6 separate regions of the Homo sapiens genome follow, and all the other regions are linked to region 6. Evidence: chromatin contacts called from ENCODE Hi-C data. All regions are on one chromosome and are shown on one strand. The core of a region is the stretch at or near the end of the contact, and the rest is flanking DNA. Distances in the headings are between cores, read along the strand shown.

Region 1 (3,069 bases), core at 195-2,694, 4.6 Mb before region 6:
GAGATGTTGTTAACTTTGTTTCTTGTCTATTAGTGGGTCCTGGGAGAGATCAGAAATTCTGGGATATGTCATCTGCCCTAGGCAAGTCATTCACAATTCTGAGCATGCATACATCTTAGCTGCTTTTGAGTCTCCTACAGAATGATGGTGTGGTAAGCATGGAGCAAAGCTCTTATCACTACCCTTCTAAGGCTGGTGATGCTAGTCACTTCTTAACTTCCAGTTTGGGGAAGAAGTGAGAAGAGAGGTTTAAAAAAAAGGCACTGTTGTATTACAAACCAAAATCAAAAACAGATTTCTATACTAACTACCCTTCCAAAGGTAACACATTAGCTATACCGTTAATCTAGCAAAGCAGGGAGGAAAATGAAGGAGTGCATTTGTTTCATTAGTCTTTTCGTTTTGAGAGGTAGACAGGAGAGATAGAGATACACAAGACTCAAGTTTCTTGATACAGTAAGTATATTAAGAATATAAACGGGTTTGATAAAATGAACATTTAAAAAACATGGCACCAGGCTGATTCTTCTTCCTGCACACCTTAATGCCTAACTTTTGAAAGGACTTGAGACATAAGAATCACAATTTTAAAAAATTATAGTTTCCATGCCTTCATGGTGGATCAATTTCCATAGAAGTCTACCAAAATGACTTATCTCCATCCCAGGGAAGCAACTGCAAGAGGGAAAATGAAAGGAATGCAGTCTTTCTATGTAGGCAGAGTGGACTTAAGTGTGAGTCAGAAACACCGATTTCAGTTTGTGCGCTGCAACTTGATAACTTGGGTGATGTTTGGCTTCTCAGAACTTTGGGAGGTGAATTTGAAAAACAGGTAATGCCACACTATATAGTTCAGAGGATTACCTCAGCTTACAAACAGCAAATGAGACGCAAATGTGAGCCATAATTCACATTTCTAAGCAGTTGGAGCCCTGATATGGCACTGGGGTTACAAACAAGCGGGGAAAAATGTCAACCCAGTGATGTCATACTCCTAGGCCGGGCCCTAAGATTTTTTTGGAACCTGGCGGGCTGAGCACAACAGGGAAAGCCTCAGCACCCTGACTTGGCACAATGGTACCCTTAAGGCTCTTTGCTCACTCAGTTCTTAGTAGCTCTCCTAAAGCATGGTGGTGTTCTCTTCCAGTTCTCTGCGTAGACTTTGCTATGCTTCTCCGCCCACTGCTTCATCCAGAGAAACACTCGTATCCACAGCCTCTCCCCACTTTCCCTCACGCACGGCTCTAGAAAGACGGGGATAGGGCGCGGCTTAGGCTTTATACACCTTGCCAGCCAATGACCGCGCCGTCTCCTTTCCGGTCGGCGATCCGACCAATCCAAGAAGGTTGGTGCAATCTTCGGCTCTACTCGGCTGTTTTCGCTGATGCGGGCAGCTTGGGGGCCGCCGCCGCTAAACAGACGCTTTCCTTTTTAATTTTTTTTCCATGTGTTCACTTCCGGGTCCGGCGTCGATCCGGATGCCCGAGGCAGAAGGATGTTTGACCTCCGGATAAGCGAGGCGCTGCTGTGCATTCATTCCGGGCTGCATCGGTGGCGACAGCAGAGGCTCGGGCGGCGACTCTCCGGCCAGCGGCGGCGGTAGGAGGCACCAGCGGCAGTGCAGGGACCGAATCCGAGCAGCGCTGCGTTACCTCTCTCTCTCGCTCCTTCCCCCCTACCTCGCTCGCTCGCTCGCTCGCTCCCTGCGTGGCTCGCTTTCCTCCTCCGGCCGCCGGCGGGTGTGATGTGCCGCCGCCGCTGCCCCCGCCGGCGCTGACGGACTGGGGGCGCCGCCCGCGCCCGGGACCGACCCCTCTGCTCGCGGCCGCGCCTTTGAGGTAAAGCCCCCTGCGCGTAGGTGCTCCGCTGCCAGCCCCGGCCCGGCGGCTGCCTCGGCGCGGCCGCGGCGCCCTCCCTCCCGGGTGGGGCTGGGGTCCCGGGCGGGTGGGGTGGGGTGCGGCGGGGGCGGCGCCGCAGGCGCGGGTGTCGGGGGAGGGGTGGGCGAGGACCATGGCGGGTGGCCCGGAGGCGTGGGCAGGAGGGGGCCGCGGTCGGAGGCTGAGGGCGCGGAGGGCTAGGGGGCAGCGGGGGCCGCGGGTGGCGGGTCGGGCTGGGTGCAAAAGTTGCCGGAGTGGTGCGGCGCGACTGGGGCGGCGAGGGAGGTGGGCCAACTGGGCCGGCGGGGGCTTCCTTAGGAGAGATTGGGAGGTGGGGAGTGTCGCCCACGGTGCTCCTTGACTGTGTCCAGACAATTACCTTTGGAGTAGGGGCTTCAGGCAGGAAGGAGGCATGGATAGGCTGGGAGGAGGCGACGGGGGCCAGCGTTCAGCTCAGGGATAAACTTCCCGTTGGAGTGTTTAAGGGGTTGGGTGGGGGGACACAGGGATTTACCTGTTTCTTAGAGCTTTGACTCAGCTCAAAACTTAACCAAGACATTAGTCAAAGGTTAGCAAAATCACTCTGATGGTTACTCTCATGGTGCCGGTTTGTTTGTTTATCCCACATGCAGGGGAAGTGACACTGAGAAGCATCGGGTCTCTTGGTCCACAGCCTCCACATTTCTTTTCAGCAGGATGAGGAGGGAGATGTGTGTCTACTCGTGGGGTGGGGGTAGTGAGGCCTGTGTCATGGTCATTCCCCTTCTCCCACCTCATGTTTTAGGGAGGAAAAGTTCAGATGGGGGAGAGAGTGAGTGTGCCTGTGTGTGTGGGAGACAGCTACTGTTGATACACTGTGTGAATTACTTTCAACTCTTTTGTAGTAAGCACCCAGGCTGGTCAGTGGCTCCTTTTAAATCTTCTATTAAAATATTTACTTTAAATTAGAGAATTAAAAATGTACTTATTTTTAATGAATTAAGAAAATAAGTCATTATTTTACTTTTTGCAATTACTTAGTCCGATTCAAATGACATTTGGCCACAGATATGAGAGATGGCAAACTATATCTAAGATGGGATATAAAATGAAAAGTATATACTTTTTAAAGATGTTTCTTTTTAAAGATGTTTCTTTGAAGAATATTGGCTTTCCCGGTAAATTTAGAAGAAAAACATTACAGAAATTGTGA
Region 2 (3,039 bases), core at 462-2,961, 3.1 Mb after region 6:
CATTACTCCCAGGTCAGAGTCCTAGTTGTGCAATTTCCTGGTTTTTTTTTTTTCTTTATGATAGCAATCAGTTTTGTAACTACATATTTGTCTGATACTTGATTAATATCTATTCTCACTTTACTCAACTATTTAAGAAATATACCTATCCTTTTGTGTAAAGCTGAAGAGTATATATATGATATTCTTTAGCATTTAGACTAATTATTTAAAACAGTGTCTGTAAATACACATATGACATGAATATTTTCGAATCTCTTGCTCACTGCTGAAGTGAAAGCTGTTTTAATAAAACCCATCCACACTTATTTGTCTCAGGAGTAATTCTACTGGGTACTCCCTACAAAATGCTGATTCATTTAGAATGCTTCCTGCCGTTCTACAGTTGGACTTCGGTGGTTCAAATGTAAATTTTTCAAGAACCATTTCTCAAAGGCAACTGCGAACTTTAAAAAGAAATATTTTTTCTAAAACCAAAGAATTTCCCCTGAGTAGAGACAAAGTATTTTTTTTTTTAATTTACCTAGAGGAACCTAATTAAATTTTTGATAACGTTTTGAATCTAACCGACATTAGTAGAATAAATGTTTTTCTTAGATTTTATATTTCCTAAATTTAACAAAACTGTTTACAAAATTTGTTCTATCTAAATCAGCCAATCTGCCCAGCTTTATCTGAGATCCAATCCCAAAAATACAACTGGCCACTAAATAATTTACACAAGATATCTCAAAGTCACATCAACTGGGATTTCACCTACAAGAAGTCAACAAAAACTACAGTCTTAGTCTCTTGGCATAAAATTACTTCCTGTTGAATACAAAAAGAATCATTCAGCTGTTTGTAAGTCCAAAATGTTCAGCGGGAGAGGTCAACGGAAAGCAAATCCCAGACGCGGGCCCACTTCTTATCTCAGGAGATCGCCTCGCTAGCCCAGGGTAGGCCTTGGGGTGGAGATAGGGATAGGGGTAGGGGTGAGGGTGGCAAGCCGCACCCCGCGGAGGAAGCCGGCAGGCCCAGACGGCCCGCGCACCTCCCAGCGCCCCTGGGGCCCTCGAGCACAATGCCTTGCTGAGCAGCGCCCAGGAACGCCGGGCCCTGGCAGGCCGGCTGTGCGCGGGAGATCGCGGAGATTGGGCCTGAGTCAGGGCGCGATCGGGTTTCTCTCTGTCAGGCAGAGCGCTGGCGAGATTTCGAGATTCCTGATACAGGCAAGGTCCGAGGCAGCCGGGGAACCGGCGGGCTTCCACGCGGGGGCCCCAGTGCGCCCCGACACGCGCCCAGGCCCCGCGGTGCGGCACTCAGGGCGCCCGGCGGCCTGGCCCGCGCCCGGGGCAGATAACGAGTAACCGGAGCGCCGGCACGCGCCGGCAGGCCGCCTCGGAGTGCCCGGGCCCTGTCCGCTGGCTGGGGGCCCGCTGGACCAGGGCAGCCAGGTCCCCTCCCGTCGCCGCTACACTCGCGACCCCTCCTCTCCCTCCGCGAGAAACCCGAGGATCCGCGGACGATACCCACCTCAGCAGGCGAGAGAGGTGGTGCCCAGTACCTACCCGGTCATCCTCAAAAATGATTTTGGCTGGTATTTCCTTGCGGATGATCTTCCCAAAGATCGTGTCGCCACCAGGCCGAGCGACCTGAGCCTTGGCAATCTCATCTGCCATCTCGGCCTCTCTCCCGCGCGGCGGCCAGAGGAGAGGCTCGGAAGAAGGGAGGAACCCGCAGAGCGTGCGGCGCGAGAGGGCGCAGCCAAGCCTGCGCAGGTGCCCCGGCTCTGGCGCCCCACCTAATCTTGCGCGTGCGCACTGGCGACCTGGGCTGCGAGTGCGGCCAGCGCGCTAGAGCGCCTCAGGGACCTCCGGCTTGGGGAAGTTCCTGGTCTTGAGCTCCAAGGAGATTCCTAAGTCGTTTTTCTATCCTCCTTTCTTGTCTCCTGGGGAATGCAGTTACTGGTATAAACCCTTCGTCTGCCTATGGATGCTTGTAGGGAAAGTTGGATACTGTAACTGACAAGATTTGATAATTTAAGTGGTGCTGGCTGCAACTTAGCACTTAGATTATTTAAGGTCTTGCTGCTGCAGCAGATTTTAAGTCCTCTCTTCAACAGAGTTTTTTTCTCTCTCTACCAGTGGTTCTCAATCTTGACTACACATTAAGATCACTTGGGGAGCTTTTAAAAATCCCCGTGAACCTGGCTGCAGCCCAGATCCATTAAATAAGAATCTTTGGAGATGAGCCCCAGGCATCAGTAGTTTGTAAACCTCCCTAGACTGCTCTGCAAAGAATTTTTCCCAGCAGCAATCAACATAATGTATTAATAAAATGACCCACTTTAAAAAAAAAAACCTTCCTTAATCCCACATCCCCCTCCGTATCTTTGCTCGTTTTATAAAGAAGTTTTCTACATACCATGTCTGCTTTCTTATCTTTCATTTTTGAGTCCATTTCCCTCTTGTCAAGGTCACTAAGGACATCCATTTATAAAATCCTATAGACAATTACAGTTATCATACCAGACCTCTAAGTGTACGTATTAAGAAAAAGTATACCTCCTCAATGCCTTTTTTTTTTTTAGATAGATTCTTGCTCTGTCGCCCAGGCTCGACTGCAGTGGCACAATCTCGGCTCATTGCAACCTCTGCCTCCCGAGTTCGAGTGATTCTCATGCCTCAGCCTCCCAAGTAGCTAGGACTACAGGCGCGCACCACCACACCTGGCTAATTTTTGTATTTTTAGTAGAGACAGGGTTTCCCCATGCTGGCCAGGCTGTTCTCAAACTTCTGACCTCAGGTGTTCCACCCGCCTCAGCCTCCCAAAGTGCTGGGATTACAGATGTGAGCTCAGCTGCCTTTTATGATTACATTACTACCCTTGTCTTGGCAAAATTATTGAATGTGGTTGCCTTTAATCTCAAAAGTGTCCATTTGGTACTTTTGCTATCAAAGACATTACTGGGACAATTCGTAAAATCTAAATAATGCCTATAAATTAGATAATAGTTTTGAAGTCATGTTAATTTCCTTTCATAACCACAGAAAAATT
Region 3 (2,986 bases), core at 256-2,755, 3.7 Mb after region 6:
CGCTTGAGTTACTAGATGGCTCAATGTAGTATTATCTAACCTGCACTTTCATTTTTCAAAGGAAAAACACTAAAGAAATGTTTAAAGAGAGACAGATGAGCATGACACATTTATTTTTCAGGGGAAAAGACAGATACGTAGAAAAACCTCTTCAATTCCATATGCATTTACTGAATTTTTCCTGATGAGACCTGCATTAGCAAGAGAGAGTGAATAATTTTAAGAATAGCAAAATTTCTTAAACCAGTGTGGCAACTTCGCCTGTTCCAAAATTTGACAGATTCTCTTTTTTTATTTTTATTTTATTTTTTTGTTTCTACTATTGTTGTACAACTGGGCTCTTTGCTATCCTACCAAGTTTAAAACGTGTGGCATTTGACATTTAGCCTAGTTATATTTGCAAGTTTCCACACTGCAATACGTATAAAGGCTGTTTGGACATAATCTCCTCAGGTGCAGTTTAACGACTAAATTTTACCTTGAATTCAGGTTTATATCAAATCTTACAATTCTGAAAAGTTACTCTGCCAGCAACAGGTACTACAATGAAAAATTAACAAAGCCTGTAACACTACAAAATGCTCTACTAACATTTTCAATTTTTAAGACTCCTTTTCAGTAACAATTCGAGGAGGAAGAATCTACAGCCAATTCCAAGGCCAGATTTCATTCAATTTGGTCTTCCTTCGGCAGTAACCCTAAACTCAAGTTTCACATTTCTCCTTCGATAACATTAAGGTCGCTCGGTCCGGTTACTGCACACCTCCAATTTTAGCGTCCAAGAAACCTGAAAGAACGGCACGTTGCCTACTCGCTCCTCCAGCCTTCTCTCAACTCAGAAGCTTGGCCAAACGTGCCGCTCTCTCCACAACGCCAACGGAGCTGGAACGCAGCGCCCGGAGGACAACTGGTCACGGGGAGGAGGGGAGAACTTCGCGGCCCGGAGTACGGCGGCTGAGGTCCAATCCAGCCCGCGCCCAACTCTACTCGGTGCCAGGAAGGCGTGTGGACCCAAAGTCTCAGGCCGCGGTGCTAGGTCCGGAGGAGCAGAGTCGCGCGTGGCTGGGGGCAGGTCGTAAACAAACCGACGGGAGGAGGGGGAAGGGGCAACGGCGAGGCGGGTGGGGTAAAATAAAAGGTAGGACCTCGCTCCAACCCTTCGGCGCTAGCCCGCAGCCGGCTCCACCCCACCGAGGACCAGATGCTGCTCTCGGCGCGGCGCTTCCGCTCGGGTCGGAACACCGAAGGCCCCAACACCCCTGGAGCCCGGAGCCCACAAGGCCATCGGCTCCGCGACCCCCGCCCCACAGCGCCCTACCTGAACCCGCAATCTGGGTCCCGGGCGTCGCGGCCGGGCGCGCCCAGCCCGGTCCTCTTGCTGAAGAGCTTCTGGAACAGCGTAGGGGCCATGCTAGCCACGGCCAGGCAGGGGTCGCTCCGCTGGGCGCTTGCTAGGCCCCTGCTCCTACAGCCGCCCCGCCACCCCCATGGGCGCCTCAGTCATATGACAGAAATTAGTCACTTCAAACGGCCACGGCGCGCGGGGCGGGGCGCGAGGCAAGGCCGGCACTCATTGGCTGGAGGGGGGCCGCATCACGTGGCGGCGCGCGGAGCAAGGGGCAAGGTGGGGGCGTGGGGCGGAGCTGCCTCCCATAGGCTCACTGGCGGGTCCCGTCACGTGGCAGGGGCGGGGCGTGAGCCGAGAGGACAGGACTGGAAGGTGGCTAGGGATGTGTAGCGGGAGAAGGGTCAGTCTCGATCTTCCCCTGTGAAGCTGTCAGCGACCATCAGAGGGTACGCCGGGGTGGCGCGGGGACGATGCCAGGAGCCTTGGAGTGCAGAAGGCTTCGACTCCCCGCACCCACAGAGTTGCGTAGGGAACCACGGGCAACCGACTCTTCCTTGTCAGCCCCTCCCTAGCTTCTGCGGCTTCACACCTCCATTCCGCGCCGGGCAGAGTCTGGCGGCTCCTGGAGCACGGAAGGCCCACAAGCGTACCCGTGGGGCCGCGGCCAAGGCTGGACTTTGAGCCCAGGACCCCAGGACCGCCCTTAGAAGGCTGCGCCGGCCCGCGAGAGGTCTGGGATCTGGACAGCGCGGGGGCTGGCTCACAGGGACTGGTGAAGGAAACTGCCGGGACCCCTGCCACAGCCATGGCTCCCCGCAAAGACGACCTCGAGCAGGCACTGCGGGCAGTTTGTACTAGCGCCTAGAACCCTGACACCGGGAATTAGTCTCTTGGAAGAGCTAGCGATTGGAGGCTCAGGAGTTAGGCTGTTTCCTTGTTAACCAACAAAATCAGGTGAAACCAACGAAGTCAGGAAGCCTAAAGACATATATGTACAGATATCTAACCCTTTACGCTAATTATTTAGATTTTTAATAAATCTATCTTAATGTTTAGGTATGAAGACGGGAGGAACTGTGGAATTTTAGTCAAGTTACAGGGAAGAAACGCTTTCTAAAAAAAGAAAAACATTGCTCACATGTGACCTCACAGTCTTATTTAACCCATGGAACCAAAATATATCAGAGTTTGTATCAAACTAATCTTATAAATTTTCAGCAACCCCATCCATTCACTCACTCCCCCTCCAGGATGAGGAAGCTCGTACAATGGGATGTAATCCTCAGAGAAATTTAGGAAATAACTTGTATATGGTTGGAAGGCTGGATAAAAATACTTTGGGCAGGCGTGGTAGCTCACGTCTGTAATCGCAACACTGCAAGGCCGAGGCAGGCAGATCGCTTTAGCTCTGTAGTTCGAAACCAGCTTGGGCAACAGTAAGACCCTGTCTCTACAAAAAAAAAAAAAAAAAAAAAATTTTAATTAGCCAGGTGTGGCCGGGCGCTGTGGCTCACGCCTGTTATCCCAGCACTTTGGGAGGCCGAGGCGAGTGGATCACCTGAGGTCACGAGTTCAAGACCAGCCTGACCAGCATGGTGAAACCCCGTCTCCAAAAAATTAGCCGGCGTGGTGGCGGCG
Region 4 (2,789 bases), core at 182-2,681, 3.2 Mb after region 6:
ACCACGACCAGTACCAAAATCCTCTCAGGTCTCTAATATAAAATGATATAGTATTTGCACATAACCCACATATATCCTCCTGTATAAATTATCTATAGATTACTTATAATACAATGTAAGTGCTATGTAAATAGCTGTTATATTGTATTGGTTTTTATTTGTATTTTTAAATTGTTGTGTTTTTTTTCCCAAATATTTTCCATCTGTGGTTGGTTGAATCCAGAAACGCAGAAGCCATGGATGCGGAGGGCTGACTCTGAATTATAAAGATTGTTACAAGGTGGGAAGTGTCATGGGATGAAAGGAAAAATAGTAAGGTAGGAAAGATGGAGAATTTTTTTTTTTTTTGGAACACGTGTCACTCTGTCCAGCCCAAGCTGGAGTGCAGTGGCCTGATGATGGCTCACTGTAACGTAACTCCTGGCCTCAGCCTCCAGAGTACCTGGAACTATAGGTACACGCCAACACACCAGGGTAATTTTTTTTTTTTTTTTTTGTAGAGACAGGGTCTCGCTATGTTGCCCACTCTGTTCTATTTTGAAGGTACAACCAACAAGCTTTCTTGACAGATTGAAAGTGAAAATGAGAGTATGAGAGGAGTTATGGATGATATAAAGTTTTTGGCCTGAGTAACTAGAAATCCTCGCCATCAACCTAGAATGGGGAAGACCATACATTACTTACAGGTTCGAGAGCTTACTTCAGTGGCATTACGCTATCCTTTTGAACTTACGATAAAGTTTTGTAGGCATTTTGGTGGACTGCTGGCTGCTAGATAGGGCACTCATGTTTCTGATTTCTGAGATATGTAAAATACACACCCAAAGGAATCACAGAAGTCTAGTACATGTGTAATTTTCACGCATTTCAAACCAGGTGGTTTAGCCAGCCTTAAACCAGTTAATGACTGATTGAACGATTCTGACTTTTACATGAAAAAGCAGTGGTCAGAGGATGGGCTCTCAACCGCTACTGAGAGACCCCTCATCCCACAACCGCTCAGCACCCACCCACCCACCCTCGCCTGTGCGCGTCCACCGCCCCACAACGTGCGCAGACGTCGCTCCTCCGCACGGATGTCCGCGGCCCGGGCCGGGGTGGGAAGGGGCTCCCCCACGCTCCCGCCCAGGTTTGGTCGCCATCTTTCGGAGCGTCCTTTCCCGCGAGTGCTGCAGTCCCGGATCTCAGGCGTCCGTTAGCTACAGAGGCCAATTCCTAACCCGCGCGGCTCGAATCCCGGGGGTCCCATCGCCTGCCGGCCGATTCGCCCATGCCGGAGGTACGGCGGGGGCGGGGCCTGGCGGGGGGCGGGGCCAGCACTGCGGTCGCTGCAGCTGCGCAACGGCGCCCGCCCCTCCGGCCGCTCTAGGGGCGCGCGCCGCCTCTCGCTCCGCCCAACCCGCGCGCGAGCCTGGGCGGGGAGGGGGAGCCAGGAAGCTGCGAGCGCGCTGGGGAGCGCAGCTGCAGGCGTTGGGGCGGCAGGAGCCGCGGAGCCGGCGCTGAGAGGGGCTGCGGCCGGAGCGGGCGGCTGAGACAAAGGCGACGGTGAGTGCAATGCCAGCCCCAGTCGCGCGTCGGCCGCCACGCCTCGCCCTCTCGGTCCCTTGGGCGGGGTCCCGAAGCCCCGAACCCTCGTCCCTGAGGGCTCTGGGGTGAGCGCGGCCCGGCCTTGCCAGCCGCGCGCTGCGGGCTGTGGGCTGAGCCTGCGTCTTCCATTTCAGGTTTGGGCGAGGTCCTCATGCCCTAGGACCCTGCCTTTGGTTTTTCTTCTGTTTCCTCTGAGGAATGGTTACACGCTCAGTTCAGAATTCACGGCAGGCGGACAGCTGAGGCAGCCAACTGACCGCCTGATGTAAAATGGAAAGGCAGACCCCCCCCCTCCCCCCAACTTTTCACGTCTGGAAGTCGGGAGGGTGGTGCGAGGGGCGGGCGGGGAGGGCCCGGGGTCTCTAGGTGAGGGTTTCGGGGAGCAAAGACACCTGGCTCCGGAGCTCCGACTCTTCGCCTGAGGCGCCCGACGCGTTCAGTCCGCGGGTCCTGCCGCGGTTCGCCCCGGGCCCCGGGCTTGAAAGCCCTTGGCTACCTCGTCGCGGGAGCTGAGCTACTCTTACAGGTTGTTTTACCCAGTGCTTGCAGCTTTAAGTTGCGATTTTAGGCAACGGGTGTGGTAGGTAGCGGCTCCTTGATGCCGCATTAACAGCTGAAAAAGCGCCCCGATCCGCTGACTTCACTATGTGTAAGAAACAACATTGGGGATTCCTCTTTAGCTTGCAATTATTTTAAATGATAAGCTTTTTTAGGGGAATTTTGGGGGGTGATGTGCAGTTTACAAAATCTAAATGTTTCGTTGAAGGGCCTGGCTTATAGTACGTGCTCAGTAAAGTATTTGTTGAATGAATGAATCTTGAAATATCAGACAAAGCTTATCTCACATCTAGTAAAATTTAGGCACATACTCCTTGATTATGATTAAGGAAAGAATGTCGGCAAACAGTATGTATTTTTGATATACGTTTTTTAGTTTTTGTCCCACATAACATACTGTTGATGAACAGTCCGTTCTTACTCTCAATATTATGAACATAGAAAATATATATCAAATTTGGATTTTCTCTTTTGGTTTGAGAGAAGTTGGTATACATTTTCTGTTTCTTAAAAACAGGCCTTATTTCTAATCTTTAAAAATAATGGAGAAGATAAAGAGGGAGTGGGATTGTATTTTGAAACCCAGCTTTCTGTTTCATTATGAATAAAGGAGTTTATGTGTTTTTGAGAAGGGACTGTGGTAT
Region 5 (2,839 bases), core at 333-2,832, 3.6 Mb after region 6:
CTTGAACCCGGGAGGTAAAGGTTGTAGTGAGCCAATATCGCGCCATTGCACTCCAGCCTGGGTGACAGAGTGAGACTGTTTCAAATAAAAAATAAAATAACATTAAATTAAATTAAATTGAAACCTGCAATACACATCGTAAGCCTTGTATAATACTTTCCAATGCTATAAAGGCTGTAAGATAATTCGCCTACTGAAATTCATAAATCAGCTCACATTGACTTCAAGAATCATCATAAGGAAACAAACACTCATCGAATTATAAATGTATATCTCAAAAAGAGAACTCTGGAAAGTGGTAGAATTTGTGTTGTTCCTATGCAAACATCAGGATCTTCAATAACATAATTTGACCTATCATGGCTTCCGTTGTGACCTGAATAATTGTCACGACCCAAAAGGTCAGCCCAACGTTACTGAGACTCAGTATGCAAAACACTACATATCTGAAAAACTCCAAAGTGAAGAATTAACCAAAGCATTTCATTTCATTTACTGCAACTTTAAACAAAACAATCCAATAATCCACTCACACTGTTTAGTGTTTTGTTTAGAAAATATGTCCCACTTGTTATAGAAACCTCCAAATCAAGGAAAACCTTCCCCAAAACCTTAGCATTCTACCGGGATAAGCAAAGCTAACAGGTTTTAGTTATATGCCTGAAAACTAGCCTTCATGAAGGTCGAATGAAAAATCTTTTAAGCTGATGCCATAACTGTTAACTCGACACAGCAAATTTTGGATCCAAGTACAAAATACTGTAAAATTTCCCAGTGACAGTCTGAAAAAGTACCTACAGTGGTGTTCTTTAAACATGCATCATCTACTACAGAATTCACCATTTGACTGGATGTAAACTTTTAAACTAACTTTGAAAACTTTATCTTTTTTTTAGGCAACTGTACAATATTTCAGAGACCTTTAAAGAAAAACTATTTCTAAATTACATGGCTGAGATACTTCCCTTACAATTTCCATCTCGTTTTTCATAGTCTACTTAAACGAATGGGCATCTAACTGCGAAACTCATATTACCCAACTCAGAAAATACGACTTAGTAATGGTGCTTTCTTAACGACACTCAGAAGCCCCCGGCAAGGACGGGTACGCGGGTTAAGACCGCATCACAGGCAGGAAGGGCGGTCGGCACCCTGCTGGCGACAAGGGCCTGGGTCAGGGAAGAGACTCAAGCGAACAGATTCCCAGTAGCAGGTGCGAGACTCTGGCAAGAGGGCAGTCGCCGCGGATTTCGGACAGACAGGAGGATGCTGTCTACTGGACTGTGAGACGCACATAAAGGTCAACCAGCCTCACCTCGGGAGTCCGCTCGGGTGGCTTCTTCCTCAACGCCTGCCTAGCGCCAGGGTCCACGGGTGAGTTCATGGCCACGGCCCGGGTACTCCGCAGCCTGCCCTTAGCAGCCCACGCCACAGTTCATTCACACTAGGTAGCGGGTGCGGTACCTTTCCCCCGCCCCAAGGAGGGAACTTCGCGCCGTAACAAGGTCCGAACTCTAGCAAACAACCCTTCGCAACGCCCGCCTAAGGCCTCTACCCACGCGCGACTGGCCGGAGACAAGTCTGCGCGGGGGCGGGGGAGAGTAAGTGCGCATGCGCAGCACGCACGCGCACGCTAAGAAACGCCCAAGGGAGTAACTCCACTGTGACGTTAAAATTGGGGCGGTGCGAGTAAGTCGTTTCCTGCTGTCGTCGTGAGATTTAAAGACACCTCGCGAGACCTCACCTAAATCAGTCACGGGGTCTGCCTTGGCGTTGTGGTTCCGTCTTCTCCATCCGTTGGAGACACCGGAAACGCGCTGAGGACCTGAGCAAAAATAGCATTTTGGGGCAGAACCGTGGGGAGGCGTTCTGACTGGAGAGAACTGTTGTGCCCAAATCCGGAAGCCCAGGGTGTGGCCAAGTCCGGCTTTGCGCTCTCCTCTGCAACTTCTACTGCCGACTTTGAATATGCGGAAGTAGAAGCCGCCATTCGGCAAAGAAGGAATTCCACGCACACCTCATATCTCTTTAAATAAAACGAGATCTCTTGTGAAAGCTGCCGACAGAGAAGTGCTTGATCTATTCGAAACGGACGTCCTGAGACCAGGGCAGAGAAAGCAAACATTCACGGCCAGGATAGGCAGCCGGTGCCGCGGCCAGCTCACGATTACCTTTGAGTCAAAAAACTAGATTTAGACTGCGTTCTTGTAACTAAATGCCCGGGGCAGCCCTCCCTCAGGCAACTGCGTTTAGGGTTGGGACTCGAGTGGCAACTTTTGCAATACTTTTTACATTCTAGTCTGCTTCCCAACAGACCGAATAAAGCCAGTTTTGTTTCACTGCTCCCTTGGTAAGAAAAACAGACCACCCTTAGGAGCAGCCAGAGAGCTGCTGAGGCCGTTTCAACAATAAGCTCACTGACAATTCCAGAATCCATCGTTCTAGGATACTCCTTACCCTTTCTCATAAGTTCATAGGTAACTAACTTTGGCGACACCACCTTTCCACTGAATTTTAAGCTCCTTGATGGCTGTAACTACATCTAGGTACACCTTGGTATTTCTCACAGCAGTTAGCATAGTTCACTAAATAACAAGGTGATTTATGATTATGACATGCTTTCCAATTAATGACTGCTTCACAGTAATTTTAATGACGTAATAAGAGTTAAAATTATATTTGAAAACAATGAGAGTTCAGGCTACAACACCGTTTCTGGGACCGGCAATGACTTAAGGACTGTTTTCTGTTGGTCCTGGGGCTTGCCCAAACTGGGAGTTTACAACATACTATTAGCATTTCTCTTTTTCAGGTATAGATCAAAAACTTTACCAGCGAA
Region 6 (2,786 bases), core at 193-2,692:
CTGCACTACAGCTTGGGCGACAGAGCGAGACTCCGTCTCAAAAAAAAAAAAAAAAAGTACATAAATAAAAACCAAGTAATTGGAGGACGCCATTCATTGATTTTACTTAGGACTTTGGGCATAATCTATAGGTTTAAAAATTTCTGCTGCTAAGAAAGTGGGAACACAGTTATATTCCCTTACATTTTACCGAAGAGAAACTAGACCTGCAGAGGAGTACCTTTCTGTTTCTATATAAGCAGAGGAATTCTGCACAACCCAAATCACGCAGAAACCTCCTGGTAAGGACTCCACGGGTAGTTATTGCCGGCATTGTATTCTGAGAGATGAGCTGCATATCACTTTTGGAAATGCCTTAAATTAAAACTCGTCTTGAAACAACATGACGTCTCAAAGAAGCTCCCTTCTCACCTTGGAACATCAGCTTTTAAAATAAAGGTGTCATCAGAAGTGTGTAGACACCCACTGCATCACAACTGGAACTGATCTCTGGTTATGCCAATCTAGGTCTGCCTGGCAGGGTGAGTCTACCGCTCGAAAGCTGCACAGAGGAAATCCTCCCTCCTCCAGGTTCAGGCCCGGAGTTACGAGCGGAGATTCGCGGCGGCGGGTCAGAGCCCAGAGCAAACCAGGCTGGGGAACGCACCTCGCCCGCGGCTCCGGAAGCGGCTGCGGCCCCGACCGGAAAGCCCCCAGCATCGCCCGAAGGAATCGCGGCTGGCCTGCGGCTCCGGCCCGGCCTCGGGTACCACGCGCCTAGTGGGAAGCCGCACTGACGCCTGCAGCATCTCGCGAGATTTCGGGCTCAGCCCAAGTACTGCGAGTTCACCAAAGCGGGGGGAAAAAAAAAAAGCCAGCGTGCGAGAGCCTCTGAAGCCGTGGCTGGGGCGCTGGGGTGGCAGCTGCCGCGGGAGCATCAGCTACCGGCGTGAGGCGAGGCAGGGCACGCGCGCCGTCCGCAGCCCCGTTGCCTGGGCTGCAGGTCCACTGACGCGCGGCCCCTGGGTGGAGAGAGGGGAGGTGGCCTGGGAGCCCGCTCCTTTTCGCCGCAGAGCGCGGCGGGGGAGGGAGGTGAAGGCGTGGGAGGAAGGCGGCGGAAGAGGAGGTAGCCGCGCGGAGATCCTCCCGGCGACATCACTGAGGCGGAGCGTAGCCGCGCCTGCTCCCCGATCGCGCCGTTCGTGCTGCCCGCACTGCCCGAGGCCCTTTGCGGACTGGCTGGCCGCGCTCTTCGCACGGGGCGCTTTTGCGTGGGGTCGCGCAGGAGCCGCGGAGGGCCGGATCGCTGAGGGAGCGTCAGCCGCGCGCCGCTGCGGGACCGCGGGTGGGCGGGCTGAGGGGCGGAGGAGCCTCCGGCCCCGCCTCCCGCGTGCTGCTGCCGGAGCCGCCGCCGCCGCAGCCCCGCCGAGGCTTTAAACAGCGGGGCCCGCCCCGCGCCCGCCACACTCGCGCGCTCGCTCGGCTGCCGGTGGCCTCTGTGGCCGTCCAGGCTAGCGGCGGCCCGCAGGCGGCGGGGAGAAAGACTCTCTCACCTGGTCTTGCGGCTGTGGCCACCGCCGGCCAGGGGTGTGGAGGGCGTGCTGCCGGAGACGTCCGCCGGGCTCTGCAGTTCCGCCGGGGGTCGGGCAGCTATGGAGCCGCGGCCCACGGCGCCCTCCTCCGGCGCCCCGGGACTGGCCGGGGTCGGGGAGACGCCGTCAGCCGCTGCGCTGGCCGCAGCCAGGGTGGAACTGCCCGGCACGGCTGTGCCCTCGGTGCCGGAGGATGCTGCGCCCGCGAGCCGGGACGGCGGCGGGGTCCGCGATGAGGGCCCCGCGGCGGCCGGGGACGGGCTGGGCAGACCCTTGGGGCCCACCCCGAGCCAGAGCCGTTTCCAGGTGGACCTGGTTTCCGAGAACGCCGGGCGGGCCGCTGCTGCGGCGGCGGCGGCGGCGGCGGCAGCGGCGGCGGCTGGTGCTGGGGCGGGGGCCAAGCAGACCCCCGCGGACGGGGAAGCCAGCGGCGAGAGCGAGCCGGCTAAAGGCAGCGAGGAAGCCAAGGGCCGCTTCCGCGTGAACTTCGTGGACCCAGCTGCCTCCTCGTCGGCTGAAGACAGCCTGTCAGATGCTGCCGGGGTCGGAGTCGACGGGCCCAACGTGAGCTTCCAGAACGGCGGGGACACGGTGCTGAGCGAGGGCAGCAGCCTGCACTCCGGCGGCGGCGGCGGCAGTGGGCACCACCAGCACTACTATTATGATACCCACACCAACACCTACTACCTGCGCACCTTCGGCCACAACACCATGGACGCTGTGCCCAGGATCGATCACTACCGGCACACAGCCGCGCAGCTGGGCGAGAAGCTGCTCCGGCCTAGCCTGGCGGAGCTCCACGACGAGCTGGAAAAGGTGAGCTCGCCCAGCCCTCCCTTCTTCCCCAGCCCCTGGTGCATGCCGACCGCGGGATGTGGCTGCAGACTCTTCCCGAGTTGAGGTGGCGGGAGTAGTAGACGTGCACGACTTGCTGGCATCTCTGGATTCAGCTGTCAAGGGTGGAATTGCCGAGGAATGTTAACTTAATCTCTCAAAAGTTTGTAGCGGGTTTGGCTAGTTACGTGATACCGGAGGGCTGCCTCTAACAACCTTCCCCATCCAGTTAGGTATCTCGTGTGCACTTTCTTTCCCACCCACGCTCAACAGTCACCATCCCTCTGAATGACAGTAGTGTTTGTGGGCCCTTTAGAGGAGAATGTGCAGTGAGGATCTCTCGAGAGAGGTTGGAGAGCACCTACCATCTGTGTCGTTTTG

Evidence for each region. Hi-C counts contacts between places; a loop is a spot of excess contacts on that map. Pooled maps may share reads with other maps.
Region 1: a map of CD4-positive, alpha-beta memory T cell shows a loop between it and region 6 (31-fold over the local background). The contact joins the promoter of CSNK1G3 here to the promoter of SLC12A2 in region 6. A Hi-C loop is called at or near these places in 3 of 168 maps with a recorded cell type or tissue (CD4-positive, alpha-beta memory T cell and naive thymus-derived CD4-positive, alpha-beta T cell), 1 of 37 single-sample maps with no recorded cell type and 11 of 50 pooled maps.
Region 2: a pooled map shows a loop between it and region 6 (20-fold over the local background). The contact joins the promoter of HINT1 here to the promoter of SLC12A2 in region 6. A Hi-C loop is called at or near these places in 1 of 168 maps with a recorded cell type or tissue (ascending aorta), 1 of 37 single-sample maps with no recorded cell type and 14 of 50 pooled maps.
Region 3: a loop to region 6 is called in a map of B cell, with 7 times the contacts of the local background. The contact joins the promoter of FNIP1 here to the promoter of SLC12A2 in region 6. A Hi-C loop is called at or near these places in 2 of 168 maps with a recorded cell type or tissue (B cell and sciatic nerve) and 11 of 50 pooled maps.
Region 4: a loop to region 6 is called in a map with no recorded cell type, with 27 times the contacts of the local background. The contact joins the promoter of CDC42SE2 here to the promoter of SLC12A2 in region 6. A Hi-C loop is called at or near these places in 2 of 37 single-sample maps with no recorded cell type and 8 of 50 pooled maps.
Region 5: a map of CD8-positive, alpha-beta T cell shows a loop between it and region 6 (12-fold over the local background). The contact joins the promoter of RAPGEF6 here to the promoter of SLC12A2 in region 6. A Hi-C loop is called at or near these places in 3 of 168 maps with a recorded cell type or tissue (CD8-positive, alpha-beta T cell and naive thymus-derived CD4-positive, alpha-beta T cell), 2 of 37 single-sample maps with no recorded cell type and 9 of 50 pooled maps.

What each region holds. Positions count from the first base shown.
Region 1 is chr5:123,510,733-123,513,801 of GRCh38, forward strand. It overlaps CSNK1G3 (casein kinase 1 gamma 3), which reads left to right and starts at 1,445. Exons shown (of 14, transcript NM_001364140.2): 1 at 1,445-1,838. RefSeq lists enhancers at 1,157-1,216, 1,377-1,586, 2,617-2,766 and silencers at 1,767-1,856, 2,027-2,096.
Region 2 is chr5:131,163,545-131,166,583 of GRCh38, forward strand. It overlaps HINT1 (histidine triad nucleotide binding protein 1), which reads right to left and starts at 1,712. Exons shown (of 3, transcript NM_005340.7): 1 at 1,551-1,712. The coding sequence starts at 1,661. RefSeq lists enhancers at 441-1,101, 1,102-1,761, 2,032-2,081 and silencers at 892-1,531, 1,742-1,821, 1,832-1,881.
Region 3 is chr5:131,795,512-131,798,497 of GRCh38, forward strand. FNIP1 (folliculin interacting protein 1) reads right to left here and starts at 1,506. Exons shown (of 18, transcript NM_133372.3): 1 at 1,319-1,506. The coding sequence starts at 1,410. RefSeq lists silencers at 1,120-1,399, 1,450-1,709.
Region 4 is chr5:131,262,622-131,265,410 of GRCh38, forward strand. CDC42SE2 (CDC42 small effector 2) reads left to right here and starts at 1,432. Exons shown (of 5, transcript NM_001375635.1): 1 at 1,432-1,545. RefSeq lists enhancers at 716-765, 1,894-2,711 and silencers at 886-955, 966-1,015, 1,046-1,695.
Region 5 is chr5:131,633,647-131,636,485 of GRCh38, forward strand. RAPGEF6 (Rap guanine nucleotide exchange factor 6) reads right to left here and starts at 1,583. Exons shown (of 28, transcript NM_016340.6): 1 at 1,316-1,583. The coding sequence starts at 1,384. RefSeq lists enhancers at 773-1,355, 1,303-1,392, 1,485-2,684, 1,693-1,942, 1,953-2,152.
Region 6 is chr5:128,082,324-128,085,109 of GRCh38, forward strand. It overlaps SLC12A2 (solute carrier family 12 member 2), which reads left to right and starts at 1,443. Exons shown (of 27, transcript NM_001046.3): 1 at 1,443-2,387. The coding sequence starts at 1,632. It overlaps SLC12A2-DT (SLC12A2 divergent transcript), which reads right to left and starts at 852. Exons shown (of 4, transcript NR_152813.1): 1 at 647-852. RefSeq lists a silencer at 1,107-1,936 and an enhancer at 2,427-2,596.